Regions from separate parts of the Homo sapiens genome. Here region 1 is linked to region 2. A link is a contact called in ENCODE Hi-C or POLR2A ChIA-PET data. All regions are on one chromosome and are shown on one strand. The core of a region is the stretch at or near the end of the contact, and the rest is flanking DNA. Distances in the headings are between cores, read along the strand shown. Region 1 overlaps SPAG9 (sperm associated antigen 9). Region 2 holds the start of ANKRD40CL (ANKRD40 C-terminal like).

What was found. A loop is a pair of places that touch in the nucleus more often than their neighbours do. ChIA-PET counts read pairs that join two places held with the same protein, here RNA polymerase II (POLR2A).
Region 1: a loop to region 2 is called in a map with no recorded cell type, with 2.1 times the contacts of the local background. The contact joins the enhancer-like site here to the promoter of ANKRD40CL in region 2. A Hi-C loop is called at or near these places in 1 of 37 single-sample maps with no recorded cell type. POLR2A ChIA-PET finds 5 or more read pairs at or near these places in 2 of 52 experiments (A549 and activated T-cell).

Annotation. Positions count from the first base shown.
Region 1 is chr17:51,091,899-51,098,665 of GRCh38, reverse strand. The region is part of intron 1 of SPAG9 (sperm associated antigen 9); the gene reads left to right. It overlaps LOC124904125 (small nucleolar RNA U13), which reads left to right and starts at 388; the gene lies at 388-492. RefSeq lists an enhancer at 1-67 and a silencer at 4,524-4,818. Within about 2 kb of position 4,730, at least 4 of the 41 ENCODE cell types and tissues checked have a DNase peak (open chromatin) inside an H3K27ac peak, as active enhancers do.
Region 2 is chr17:50,763,233-50,769,957 of GRCh38, reverse strand. ANKRD40CL (ANKRD40 C-terminal like) reads left to right here and starts at 2,440. Exons shown (of 4, transcript NM_001358683.3): 1 at 2,440-2,495; 2 at 2,947-3,084; 3 at 6,401-6,561. The coding sequence starts at 3,045. MIR8059 (microRNA 8059) reads right to left here and starts at 1,308; the gene lies at 1,228-1,308. RefSeq lists an enhancer at 3,881-3,970 and a silencer at 4,271-4,320.

The sequences.
Region 1 (6,767 bases), core at 3,481-5,980, 330 kb before region 2:
AGAAAATTAGTCTGGCGTGGTGGCAGATGCCTGTAATCTCAGCTACTGGGGAGGCTGAGTTAGGAGAATCGGTTGAACCCTGGAGGCAGACGTTGCAGTGAGCCGAGATCACACCACTGCACTCCAACCTGGGCAACAAGAGCGAAACTCCGTCTCAAATAAATAAATAAATAAGTAAAAACCCATTTACCCCCACAGGCTTGTGAGACTGGTTGGAAGAAGTGCTGCTAGGCAGGGCCTGTGTGTTTGGAAAAAAAAATCACTCAGGGTGTTTGTGATTATAACTGTCTCACCCTTCCCTCTAATTCAGAAACCATTGCTTAAGAGTGGAAAAAAAAAACCACGAACTGTCTGTCTTCTGCTCTCACACCAAAAACAATCAGCCCGCTGTATTTGTAGTTCATGAGCATGGTGATTGGGTGTTCATGCAGGTGTGTGAGATATGCCACCCTTGAACCTTGTTACAACACTGGCACATTCTCAGACCTGAAAAAAAAAACACACATAACACAGAAGACTTCTGTGACCAAATATGTGGGGTAGGGCAGGTGCAGTGGCTCATGCCTATAATCCCAGTGCTTTGGGAGGCTGAGGCAGGTGGATTGCTTGAGCCCAGGAGTTTGAAACCAGCCTGAGCAACATGATGAAACCCTGTCTCTACAGAAAAATACAAAAATTAGCTGAGCATGGTGGCATGTGCCTGTAGTCCCAACTACTTGGAAGGCTGAGGCAGGAGGATTGCTTGAGCCCTGAAGGTCGAGGTTGCAGTGAGCCCTGAAGGTCAAGGTTGCAGTGAGCTGGGATCGTGTCACCTGCACTCCAACCCAGGCAACAGAGTGAGACCCTATCTTAAAAAGCAAACAAATAAAAAAATATGGGAGTGTTTTTCCCTACCAGCAAGCAATCAGTTCTGCATCAGGCACCAGCTAGGTGTCATCTAACTTAATACTGACACTGTCTACTTGAGATAGTGTCACATCCCACAGTTTGAGGTCTCAGTCCCCAAGACTACCGACAACACTTATGCCAATCTCAAGCCTCAGGTTATTTTACCTGTGCTTCTGACCAACCTGCCATGTATATATATGTACATATATATGTATATGTGTGTGTGTGTATATAATGTAGATACCATAATTTTTTTTCTTTATGAGATGAAGGTCTTGCTGTGTTGCCCAGGCTGATCTTGAATTCCTGGGTGCAAGCTGTCTTCCTGCCTCAGCCTCCGAATCACTGGGATTACAGTCATGTGCCACCTTGCCCAGCTACTGTCTTTTATTTTTGATGAATCCTCTGTGTCCAGTACAGTCTCAACTGGCTATAAACTGGGGTTCCCACAACCCCCTCCTCAGGTTCAGTTGACTTGCTGAATGGTTTGCAGAACCTGGGGAAACAGTTATGTTTACTGTTACAAAGGATGTAGATGAAAAGATGCGTAAAGCAGGGTATGGGGGTAGTGGTGCAGAGCTTCCATGCCCTCCCTGTACATGTCACCCTGCAGGAACCTCCATGTGTTCAGCTATCTGGAAGATCTCTCAACCTTGTTCTTTTGAGTTTTTATGGAGGCGTCACTACGTAGGTATGAAACCATTGGTCATTGGTGATCAACTTCACCTTCAGCCCCTTTCCCCTCCTGGGAGGTTGTGTGGGGTGGGCTGAAAGTCCTAACCCTCTAATTATGCTTTTGGTCTTTCCAATGACCAGCTCCCATCCTTAAGCTATGTAGGGGCTGCCAGCCATGAATCTACCCATTAACATACAAAAAGACATCTCTCTGGAGATTCTAAGGATTTTAGGAATTATATTTTAGGAATTATATGTTAGGAAACTGGGTCAGAGACCAAATACGTATTTCACGATATCACACTGTTACATTCTTATATAATCTTGCATTTTATTTTTTTTTACCTGTTGATCTGTCCATGTTGATATACATATGCATCTAATTCTTTCCTTTTAACTGCTGTGTATTCCATCGATGACATGAATATACCACTATCCATTCTTCATTACCACATTATATATTACAAATGTTGTTGTAGTAACATTCGGTGCATATGTAAGATCTTCTCAAAGTATATATTTTAGAAATAGGATGCCAGGTTTTAGGATATGTATTTGTAAAATTAACTAGATAAGGTAACATTGCTTGTCAAAGGAGTGCAGTGATTTATATTCCTATCAGTAGTATAAAAGACTTCTTATTTTCTTGTATCTTTGCCAACACTTCCTGCACTATCAGACTTTTTGGTTTCTGTTGCCTGTCTGATGTGGTTGAAACCACTTCTTTCTTTCTTTCTTTTTTTTGTTTTTTTTTGAGACAGAGTCTCACTCTGTCACCCAGGCTGGAGTGCAGTGGAGCAGTCTTGGCTCACTGCAACCTCCGCCTCCTGGGTTCAAGCAATTCTGCTGCCTCAGCCTCCCAAGTAGCTGGGACTACAAGTGCATGCCTCCTCCATGTCTGGCTGATTTTTGTGTTTTTAGTAGAGTCAGGGTTTTACCATGTTGACAAGGCCGGTCTCGAACTCCTAACCTCAAATGATCCACCCACCTCAGCCTCCCAAAGTTCTGGGATTACAGGTGTGAAACCACTTTATATATATATATATATCACTATATATATATATCACTATATATATATATCACTATATATATATATCACTATATATATATCACTATATATATATATATCACTATATATATATATCACTATATATATAACTATATCACTATATATATCACTATATATATATCACTATATATATCACTGTATATATCACTATATATATCACATCACTATATATATATCACTATATATATCACTATATATCTCTATATCTCTCCCTATATATATCTCACTATATATCACTATACGTATATCACTATATATATCACTATATGTATATCACTATATATATATCACTATATGTATATATCACTATATGTATATATCACTATATATATCACTATATATATATCACTATATATATATATACACATTTTTTTCTTTTTTTGGAGATGGATTCTCACTCTGTCGCCCAGGCTGGAGTGCAGTGGCATGATCTCGGCTCACTGCAGCCTCCACCTCCCAGGTTCAAGTGATTCTTCTGCCTCAGCCTCCCGAGTAGCTGGAACTACAGGTGCGCACCACCATGCCTGGCTCATTTTTGTATTTTCAGTAGAGAAGGGGTTTCATCATTTCTCAGCCTTTGGCTAAGATCAAGTGAGACGGGGTTTCACCATGTTGGTCAGGCTGGTCTTGAACTCCTGACCTCATGATCTGCCCCTTCAGTCTCCCAAAGTGCTGGGATTACAGGCGTGAGCCACCGTGCCTGGCTGCCACTTTTTTTTTTTTTTTTTTTTTTTTTTAAAGATGGAGTCTCACTCTGTCCCCCAGGCTGGAGTGCAGTGGCGAGTTCTCGGCTCATTGCAAGCTCCATCTCCTGGGTTCCTGCCATTCTCCTGCCTCAGCCTCCCGGTAGCTGGGACTACAGGTGCCCGCCACCACGCCCGGCTAATTTTTTTTGTATTTTTAGTAGAGACGGGGTTTCACAGTGTTAGCCAGGATGGTCTCGATCTCCTGACCTCGTGATCCATGCACCTCGGCCTCCCGAAGTGCTGGGATTACAGGCGTCAGCCACCGCGCCCAGCCTGGCCACCACTTCTTATTTTAATTTGCTTTTGTCAGATCAGTAGTGTGCTTGAGCATGTTTTACATTTACTGGTGATTCTACTTCTCTGTGAATTGCCTATTCAGTTTCATTCACTGATAACTGGCACAAACTATGTCTGGAAGTACATAGCTATATATTTTTAATGGTTTTATAGTATTCCATTATAGGATCATCACTTAGGTGAAAAGGATCATTACTTGGGGAATCCAGAGTTTAAAAGAGACTTAAGAGATATATTATCCAAATGTAATGTATGAACCTTGTTTGGATCTTGAGTGTAAAAACATATATGAGACAACCTGGAAAACTGGATATTCCTTATTATATCATTAGGGGTTGGGAAATGGTGCTATTTCAATCCAGTTATTCCTTCAACATTTATCAGCTAAATTTTCTTGTAAAGGAAACTTCCCCTCATCAACTGTTTGGTTACCCTAAGGTATAGTTTGTATATAAGAAAGACAAAAAGTGCTGGATTCGTCAATTCATACTTTAATAATTTCCAAGTGCTCTTTCCTGTTTTGTTTCCCTCCTCACTACTTTTAAAAATAGCATACTATTCTGGTTCCATGGGAGCAATGACTTTTCTTTGGTCTCTGAGTATATTAATTATAGTTTTCATTTGTTCCCTGCTTTGTCTGTTTTGTCAGAGTCCCATTTTTATTTCTTATAGTTTTGGTTTCTCTCTTTCAGGCTAGAACTTAAAGTGCCTTATAATTCTTAATTATCCTTCATGTTTTAAAAGTGAGACACTAAAAAAGGAGGGTTGGAAGCTTTGTGTGCCTGGATACAGTTTACTGCCTCTTGGCAACCCAGATTTCAATATCCCATGGTCCTTTCGTAGAGACACTTGAGTTTTTCCAGAGAAGGATAGTCTCTTTGAGGTGTGGCTGGTGGAGTGGTAGGTAAGCCTAGATATTTACATTATTGCAACCTGGATGAAGGCAGGAAGGAGGCCCTATTACTGTTTAGTACGTAGACTTTAGACCTTCATGTAATTCCACTTGTCATTTGGCACCTGCCTGGCTGTGCCTAGAGTGTTCCTAGTCTAAAATTTCTGGTTGAGTTTATTGAGAAAACAAACCTCTTATTTCCTGTGTGGGTGAGCAAGGAAGGCCACCTGGCCAGTCTGGTGTGGGACTGTCTACCTACTAGGGATATTACTAACTAGTGATTTTAGACTTCCACTCAACCCTCCTGTTTTCAGTCCCACCCTCACACACCACACCAGTTTTCTATTACATACTTTCCATAGTATGGATCTGTTATAATTTTCTTTTTTTTTTTTTTTTTTTTTGAGACGGAGTCTTGCTCTGTCGCCCAGGCTGGAGTGCAGTGGCGCAATCTCGGCTCACTGTGAGCTCCATCTCCTGGGTTCACGCCATTCTCCTGCCTCAGCCTCCCGAGTAGCAGGGACTAGAGGCACCCGCCACCACGCCTGGCTGATTTTTTTAGTAGAGACGGGGTTTCACCATGTTAGCCAGGACGGTCTCGATCTCCTGACTTTGTGATCCACCCGCCTCAGCCTCCCAAAGTGCAGGGATTACAGGCGTGAGCCACCATGCCTGGCCAGATCTATTATAATTTTCTTATCCACTGTCTGTTGATAGACATTTAAGTTATCTTCCAGTTGTGAACTGTTACAAATAGCCCTTCAATGAATGTCTTTGTACATGCCCCTTTCTGCATATTTGCTTTTTAATGGCAGGACAAACTTTTTTCATATTAAACACCACTGATACTTTTATTCCAATAATTTATTTTCATTTTTTTGTTTTTTTTAAAAAGAGGGTTTTGCTATTTTGCCTAGGCTTGTCTCGAACTCCTGAGCTCAAGCAATCTGTCCACCTCAGCCTCCCAAAGTGCTGGGATTACAAGCATGAGCCACTATGCCTGGCCAACTTTTTTTTTTTTTTTTTTTTACAGAAATATCTAAACATTGATGATTACCGAGAATAGTAGAATATATTTGAACTCCCATATACCCATCATTCAACTTCAGCAGTTACCAACAAAATGCCAATATTTTTTCTTTAGAAAAAAAAATTTTTTAAGAGACATTTGCTTGCTCTGTAGCCCAGGCAGGCGTGCAGTGGTGTGATCATAGCTCACTGCAGCTTAGAACTCCTGGGCTAAAGCAATCCTCCCAGTTTAGCTTCCTGAGTAGCTAGAACTACAGGTGTCTGCCACCACGTCCAGCTAAATTTTTCTTTTTCTTTTTTTCTTTTTTTTTTTTTTTTGTAGAGACAAGGGTCTCTCTATGTTCCCCAGGCTGTTCTCAAACTCTCGGCCTCAAGTGATCTTCCCACCTTTGCCTCCCAAAGCACTGAGATTACAGGCGTGAGCCACTGTGCCTGGCCAAACCAATTTTTCACCATAATATTAAGGCAGACCAAAGACTATATCATTGTATCTTTAGGAGATAGGGCTGTTTAACAAATATAACCACAACACCATTAACACATCTAAAACTTATAAACAATTACTCTTTAATAATATTTAATACTTAATAAGTGTTCATATTTCCCTAATTGTCTCTTAAATGTAGTTTTGTAGTTGGTTGTTTTCAATCAGTATCTAAACAAGAGAGTCTATACATTTATACTTGGTTCAATATGTCTCAAGTTCCTCTTTATATAATGGTTCTTTTTTTCTTTTTTTCCCCACTTGACATTTATTGTAGAAGAAACCAAATCATTTGTGTTAAAAAATTTTCCACATTTTGGACTTGGAAGGGATTATATCCCTTGAGTGTTATTTAATATGGTCTTCAATCCTGTCTTATTTCTTAAAAGAAATTACATTTAAAAACAATTACATTTAACTAATTAATATAATATCTTGATGGACACTTAATAAGCCAGCCCTTTATTTGATACTATTTTTTAGACAAGTACTATAGTCAAAGTATTTAAATGGCTATTCTTTTTCTTTTCTTTCTTTTTTCTTCTGCATCTTTACTCCAACAAGCAACAACCTTTAGGGAATTTTTTTTTTTTTTTTTTTTAACTTTGGGAGCTTGTCTTTTCAAAGTATTCATTTGTTTTTCCCCAGAACAGTGGGGCGAAACAGTCCCTATAAGCCATCTGGACT
Region 2 (6,725 bases), core at 1,191-3,690:
AGACCAGCCTGACGAATGTGGTGAAACTCCCTCTCTACTAAAAATACCAAAAAATATTACCCAGTCCTGGTGGCGTGTGCCTGTATTCCCAGCTACTCGGGAGGCTGAGCCAGGAGAATTGCTTGAACCTGGGAGGCGGAGGTTGCAGTGAGCTGAGATCACACCACTGCACTCCAGCCTCGGCAACAGAGCAAGACTCCGTCTAAAAAATAAAATAAAAAAAAAGAAAGTGCTCACAAAATAATGGGGATATGTCAAAGGATATGGGAAACAGCTGCCAGGATAAAATGCTGGACAAAGTTGGGATGATTAAAGCATCAAAATAGATCATGATAGTGATGGATTGTGACCCACTGAATAAAATAAGAATCCATGAGTTCACAATGATAATAAATGAATGAATGGATGAGAAGTAAAGCTCTTTCTTTTTTTTATTCTTTGTAGAGATGGAGTTTCACCATGTTGGCCAGGCTGGTCTCGCACTCCTGGGCTCAAGCCATCCTCCCACCTTAGCATAAGCCACTACTCCAGGCACAACTTTCTGTAAGTTTGAAACTATATCAGAATTAAAAGCTACCTCTCACAGGCTCACACACAAGCAAAACTAATACATGGATAAAAGGGCCCACTAAGTGCCCAGCATAATGAATGGAACAAGTCATATGCCAAGGCCTGTGTGGCAGTTGATTGTCCCCCCAACACACTTTGCCTTCTTCCTTCCTAATCGGCTCTGATTTTTAGTACCAGTAGATTTTTTTTAACTAGAACATGTAATACTTTAATTTTAAACATTAAAATTAACTAAAAGGCCGGACGCGGTGGCTCACGCCTGTAATCCCAGCACTTTGGGAGGCCGAGGCAGGTGGATCACCTGTGGTCAGGAGTTCAAGACCAGCCTGGCCAACATAGCAAAACCCCGTCTCTACTAAAAAAAAAAAAAAAAAAAAAAAATTAGCTGGGCATGGTGGCACACAGCTGTAATCCCAGCTATTTATAGGGAGGCTGAGGCAGGAGAATCGCTTGAACCTGGGAGATGGAGGTTGCAGTGAGCTGAGATCCCACCATTGCACTCCAGCCTGGGCAAGAGCGAAACTCCTTCTCAAAAAATAAAATGAATTAAAAGAAGAACGTGTGTTCCCCTAAATAAGAAAAAAATGAGTGTTGTTGAGTGAACGTGTGAGTGAATGAGTGAATCAGTGAACGGGGAGTGAGTGAATGAATGGACCGAACAGGTGAGCAAAATGAGAATGAACTGAGGCTTTCCCTCAAGTGCCAAGCCTTTTCATCTACAGTTCCCCTGCACCTGTAGCCACACCCACTCAGGGGAGGAGGTTCAGGATGCCTTTTTTATGGCGGACCACACCCTGGCAGCCAGGCTGGCCAAAGTGCATTTTCTCAGGAGTCCAGGCCAGGGGATCCCTGCTACTTCCGCCTCTCCATTGCCCCACCCTGCCCTTCCCCTGTTCTTGCAGAAAGACACACCAGCATGCTGGGAAGACAGCATCGGCCTGGCAGCCAGGTGACCCAGGTCCAGTGCCAGGCCTGTGCCTGGCTGGCCACGTGACTAGTGGTAAACATTTCACTTACTAAGGCCTCGTTTTCCCTGTTTGCTCCTTTAAGCAGTTTGGCCAAATCAGTGGTTCACAGTCTTGGCTGCACATTGAAATCAGCTGGGAACCTTTCAAAAGTTCTGGGGCTCTGATTGCATCCAGACCAACTAAATCAGACTTTATAGGGTGGGACCTGGGCATCCACGGTTTTTAAAGCTTCCCAGGTGACTTCAATGCACACCATGTTTGAGAGCCGGGGGGCTGCGATCTCCATAGCTCCCTCCAGCTTTTTTTTTTTTTTTTTGGTTTTTTGTTGTTGTTGTTTGGTTTATGGTTTTTTTTTAGTGTTTATTTATTTATTTATTTATTTATTTTTTGAGATGGAGTCTTGCTCTGTCACCAAGACTGGAGTGCAATGGTGTGATCTCGGCTCACTGCAACATCTGCCTGCCAGGTTCAAGCGATTCTCCTGTCTCAGCCTCCTGAGTAGCTGGGATTATAGGCGCACGACACCACACCCAGCTAATTTTTTGTATTTTAGTAGAGATGGGGGTTTCATCGAGTTGCCCAGGCTGGTCTCGAACTCCTGAGCTCCGGCAATCCACCCGCCTCAGCCTCCCAAAGTGCTAGGATTACAGGCGTGAGCCACCGCACCCAGCCAGCTCCCTCCAGTTTTTTGATGCTGAGGCCCACCCTGATGCCCCGTCTGTTTGCCCGTCTTTTGTCATTGGAGGGTTAAATGAAATGTGAGCGTTACCCGAACATCTGGGTTCCTATCTGTGCACCTCCTCCTGTCTTCAGCCTGCCTTTGAGGCAGCAGCCTCACTGGGGACTTTGACCCTCCCCACCCATTCTTCACTGAACCTCCTGCTCCAGCCTCTGCCTCCTCCATTTTGATGTCTAGAATCAGGGGATCCAGGATCATCACCAAGGTCATTTTCCCAGGTATGGAGGGGTCTTTCTGCTTCTTTCTTGTCATGCACAGCTGCTGAGGAAGGGGCTGGGAGTAAAGACAGTGAAATGGGGAGGAGGAGTCCATTCAAACCGAGAAACAAAGTGTTTGGTTTTTCTTACCCCTGGTGTAGAAGCTACCAACCTTTTCCAAGAAAGAGGGCCTGGCCCCCTTCTCGGGTCTGGCTGGGTGCCTGCTGTGCCTCTCTGGCCTCCCCTCCGAAGGGCACCATTCCCTCGGGTGAGTACTACCGGCCTGCACCGTCTTCCAGTGGGGACAGCCTGAGAAGAGAGTCTGGAGCCTTACTTCAGTACCTTCCTTCACTGGCCTCACCCTGTGCAAATCATGCCACACGCTGCAGCCTCCTTTTCCCTATCTATAAAATAAAAATGACCCTGCTCTATCTCACTGGGCTGGCAAGAACACACTGTTGTTACCTTGCAGACAGATGTGCTGAGGCTGTAGAAAGTGCTTTTTATTTGGTTGGGAGCTTGTGCATAAATGCGAGAGGGGCTGCACATCTGACGGACTAGAGGTGACTCATGGCTGAACCGGAACAGGACATCGGGGAGAAGCCAGCAGGTGAGTCTGGGAGTCCTGTTCCCAACATGGTCCTCAAGGAGGATGGGACAGGGGGCTGGGGAAGGCTGGGACACAGGTGATGCTGTGGCCAGCAGTGCCCTGTGGCCTCCGCCACTCTGCCAGTGGGGTAGTGAAGAGCAGAGCAACTAGACCAAAGGTCCTTTCAGAAGGAAGCAAGTGTCTATAGCTATAATAAATAATAATAGCAGCCAGCAATTACTGGTGCTCACAACTGCTAGGAAGTTGTACCTTCTGTGTACTTTCTCATTGACTTCTTACAATCTGGTGAGGTAGGATTGTTAACCTCATTTTCAGATCAGAGAGGTTATGTAACTTGCCCAAGGTGTCAAAGCTACTAAGTGGCAGAGGAATTCAGACCCAAATCTGCCTGAGTGCAAAGGGCATGCTTTGTGACCTCTATGAGACTCTGGCCGTTCACAGAGCTGACACATTGACCACAGAATAAAATGCTTTCAAACGTAGTGGACAGGGCAGGGAAAGTTCTCGGGCTGTGTGTTGGGTGAGTTAGCAGTGAGGCAGGAAGGCCTCGTTTCAGGTCAGGTTCTGGTATCTCTATCAGGTATCGATATCAGGTCAGGTACTGGCAGGTGGGCTGGGGCCCAGCTGCTACAGGGGCTGCCTGAGAAGGAGCCACAGCCCTGAGCCACCTCCAGGGCCCAGAATTGAAAGGCAAAGAGAAGACTGCAGATCCCCGCTCACTAGGGGAGGGGACATTATTCCTGTCCTGGGAAGGGGCTGAGTTGGGCAGGAGCGTCTCATCTCCTTGGAGGCATCTGGCAGGGTGGCACAAACAGGGCTGACTTCATAAGTCTGTGATCAGTGCAGCTGCCCAGGGCCTTGCATTCAGAAAGGCCCTGGGCTTGGGGTTCAACATTCTGTGATTGTTGACTTGAAATGTGTCATAATTTTAGCCCTGAACTTGTTTTGTAAGTGGTGTCCGATGGGACAATGGAGCATGTGCCAGGGTTGGGAGTTGGAGCCTCAGCTCATACATATGGTCTCCACACCCAGACCAGCCCCACCACTGCTGTAACCCTCTGCCAGAGTCCCTCATTCCGCTGTCACCTTTGCCCAGGCAAAACAAGGATCAGAAGTTGAGGAGTGGCAGGCAGCCCTGGACACTCTCACCCACCCCCATCCAGCTAGTTGGTGCGTTCAAGTGGGGAGGTCGCAATACCCTGGGCGTCACCCATTTGCCCTGGGTTAGAGCAGCGGCTGTGAGAAGGGGAAATTGGCTTCCTCTTCATTTTCCTTTTGCACTCGGCTTTGCAAATTATGTAGTTGGCCCTGGTCACATCCATATCTGGCCATTTACCAACCTGAACAAACTACTTCCCCTTTCAGCCTCAATTTTCCTGTCTGAAAATGAAAATAATAATGTGCATACCCCACAGGATTCTTTTGGGGACAGTGAGGCTTTTCTCTTTTCCAGAATGCAAGTCTGATTATGACAGCTCTCTGCTAAAAACCAGAATGGCTTGGTGGTGTTTTAGGACAAAGACCAAAACCTTTCATCTAGACTAATGCTGCCCAATAGAAATGTAATGCAAGCCACATATGTAATTTAAAATTGCTAGTAGCCATGTTTTAAAAAGTAAAAACAGGTGAAACTAATTTTAATAATATACTTTGCCCGCTATATGCAAATCATTATGTCAACATATAAGTATGAAAATTTTTTATTGCCTCCAAAATCCAGGGTATATTTTACCTTATCGTGTATCTTATCTCATGTGACAAGAAGCTACATAATTGGACTAACTGGCCCCTGCCAGCCTGTCTGACACTCAGTCCCCCCATGCTCTCTGCCCTGCAGCCATGCTGAACTCTCCACAGGGCCCTGTGAAAAGCTCTTCACCTCCTCTGCCCTCTGGATCTAGTGAAGCCTATTCATCCTTCAGATGTCAGCTCAAATAATCAACCTTCATGGAGGCCTCCCTTGACCCCTAACATGCTTTCAAAGTACTGTGTATTTCACATTCATCATGCCCCGACAACTGTGATTTCCCATTTATTAATATCTGTCTCTTCTGCTGGCCTGCAAACTCCAGGAGCACAGAGACATCTTTGGGATTTTTGAACATGATTTCCCCAGGGCTTAGCCCAGTGCCTGGTGCAAAGCAGGCTTTCAACATGTTCAGTGGATATTGTAAGAAAGAAAGAAATACACAAAAGGCCTGGCATATGCAAAGCACTCTAAATATTCACTCCTTTCCCTTCCCTCTGGGTGAGAAAATTTCTCCTTATAAAGACACCCTCCTAACTGTATCTCTGCTAGAGAACTGAAGACATAAAGCACTCTGTGCCAAAAATATTTAAGTAAAAACTTGAGCTAAGCACAGAGATTATAAATATTTCTTCCCCAGATTACGCACCATTTAAAAATACTGTCTCAGCTCCTTTTCATGATTTGGGTGGTGATTAAAGAAAATTACTCTTCAAGACTGAAAGTCATTACTGCCCTTTTCCTGACTTGCCTTTTCCCTTGAGAAGGGGAGGATAAGCTGCAGGGCAGGAAGTGGAAGTGGGGCATCCTTGTCCTTTGTCTGGCAGACAGCCAACTGGTCAGGTACTGCTCCTTCTCAACTCTTTCCTGATTCCCAGGTGAATATAAACAAGAAGGCACAAATCCACACTTGCCAACAACGGACCCAAGTGATAACAAGAAACCCAGTGACACCTGTCTAGGTGAAGACTCAGCCCCTATGTGACCAGGTTGCAAAGCCAAACTGACCATCTGCTTTCCATTTGGACTTTTAGTTCATACTGTATCTTCTCAGGACAGTTAAGTTGGAATACAATGCCACTGTCCTGAAAGATGGTAGAATTATCCTATTTCTGGAGGAGTGGGGGTGGTGGGTAGGAATCTCAAGAGCGATTTGCTCCTCTGCACAATAGCTTCTTTAAGGACACCAGGGCCCCCAGGGCTATACATTTCCCTGAAGCTTTCCAGATAAGCAACAAGGTATGAGCACCTGCTATGTATTGCCCAAGGGTGATGTGTTTAAATATCCATTGCATATTTTAAATCCTTGGCTGGCTTAAAGCTGCAAGCTTTCTGTCTTCAGTGGATATAATGGGGGCATACATCCCAGAGCTTGCCCAACACTCCAAGAAAAGAACCCTCAGCTAATGCAAAGTGTGTATGTGCCCATGAAAGCTCCATGTCTACTTAACATTCAGTTTTTAGGATTATTTATGCTGTAATAATAGATATGAAAATCTCTGACAGGTATTTTGTTTCCTTTACAAACTGTATTTGAATTTATGGGTGATTTAGAGCTTGTGTTTAAAGTCAGAATTCAGAACCCCAAAGAAAATGACTTCATTGAAATTGAACTGAAGAGACAAGAACTGAGTTACCAAAACCTACTAAACGTGAGTTGCTGTGAACTGGGGATTAAACCAGAACGAGTGGAGAAGATCAGAAAGCTACCAAACACACTGCTCAGAAAGGTAAGGGTTAAGAGTTTCTAAATGCAGAATCACAGTGGGTGACATCATGTTCTCTGGAGCCAATCGTTTACACTTCTGCATTTCATGACACCAGAAATCCTGGCTGCAAAACGGCCAAACATGGTAGCTAGGTCATTTTCAATCTGGCGCTTTTAAGATTTGCA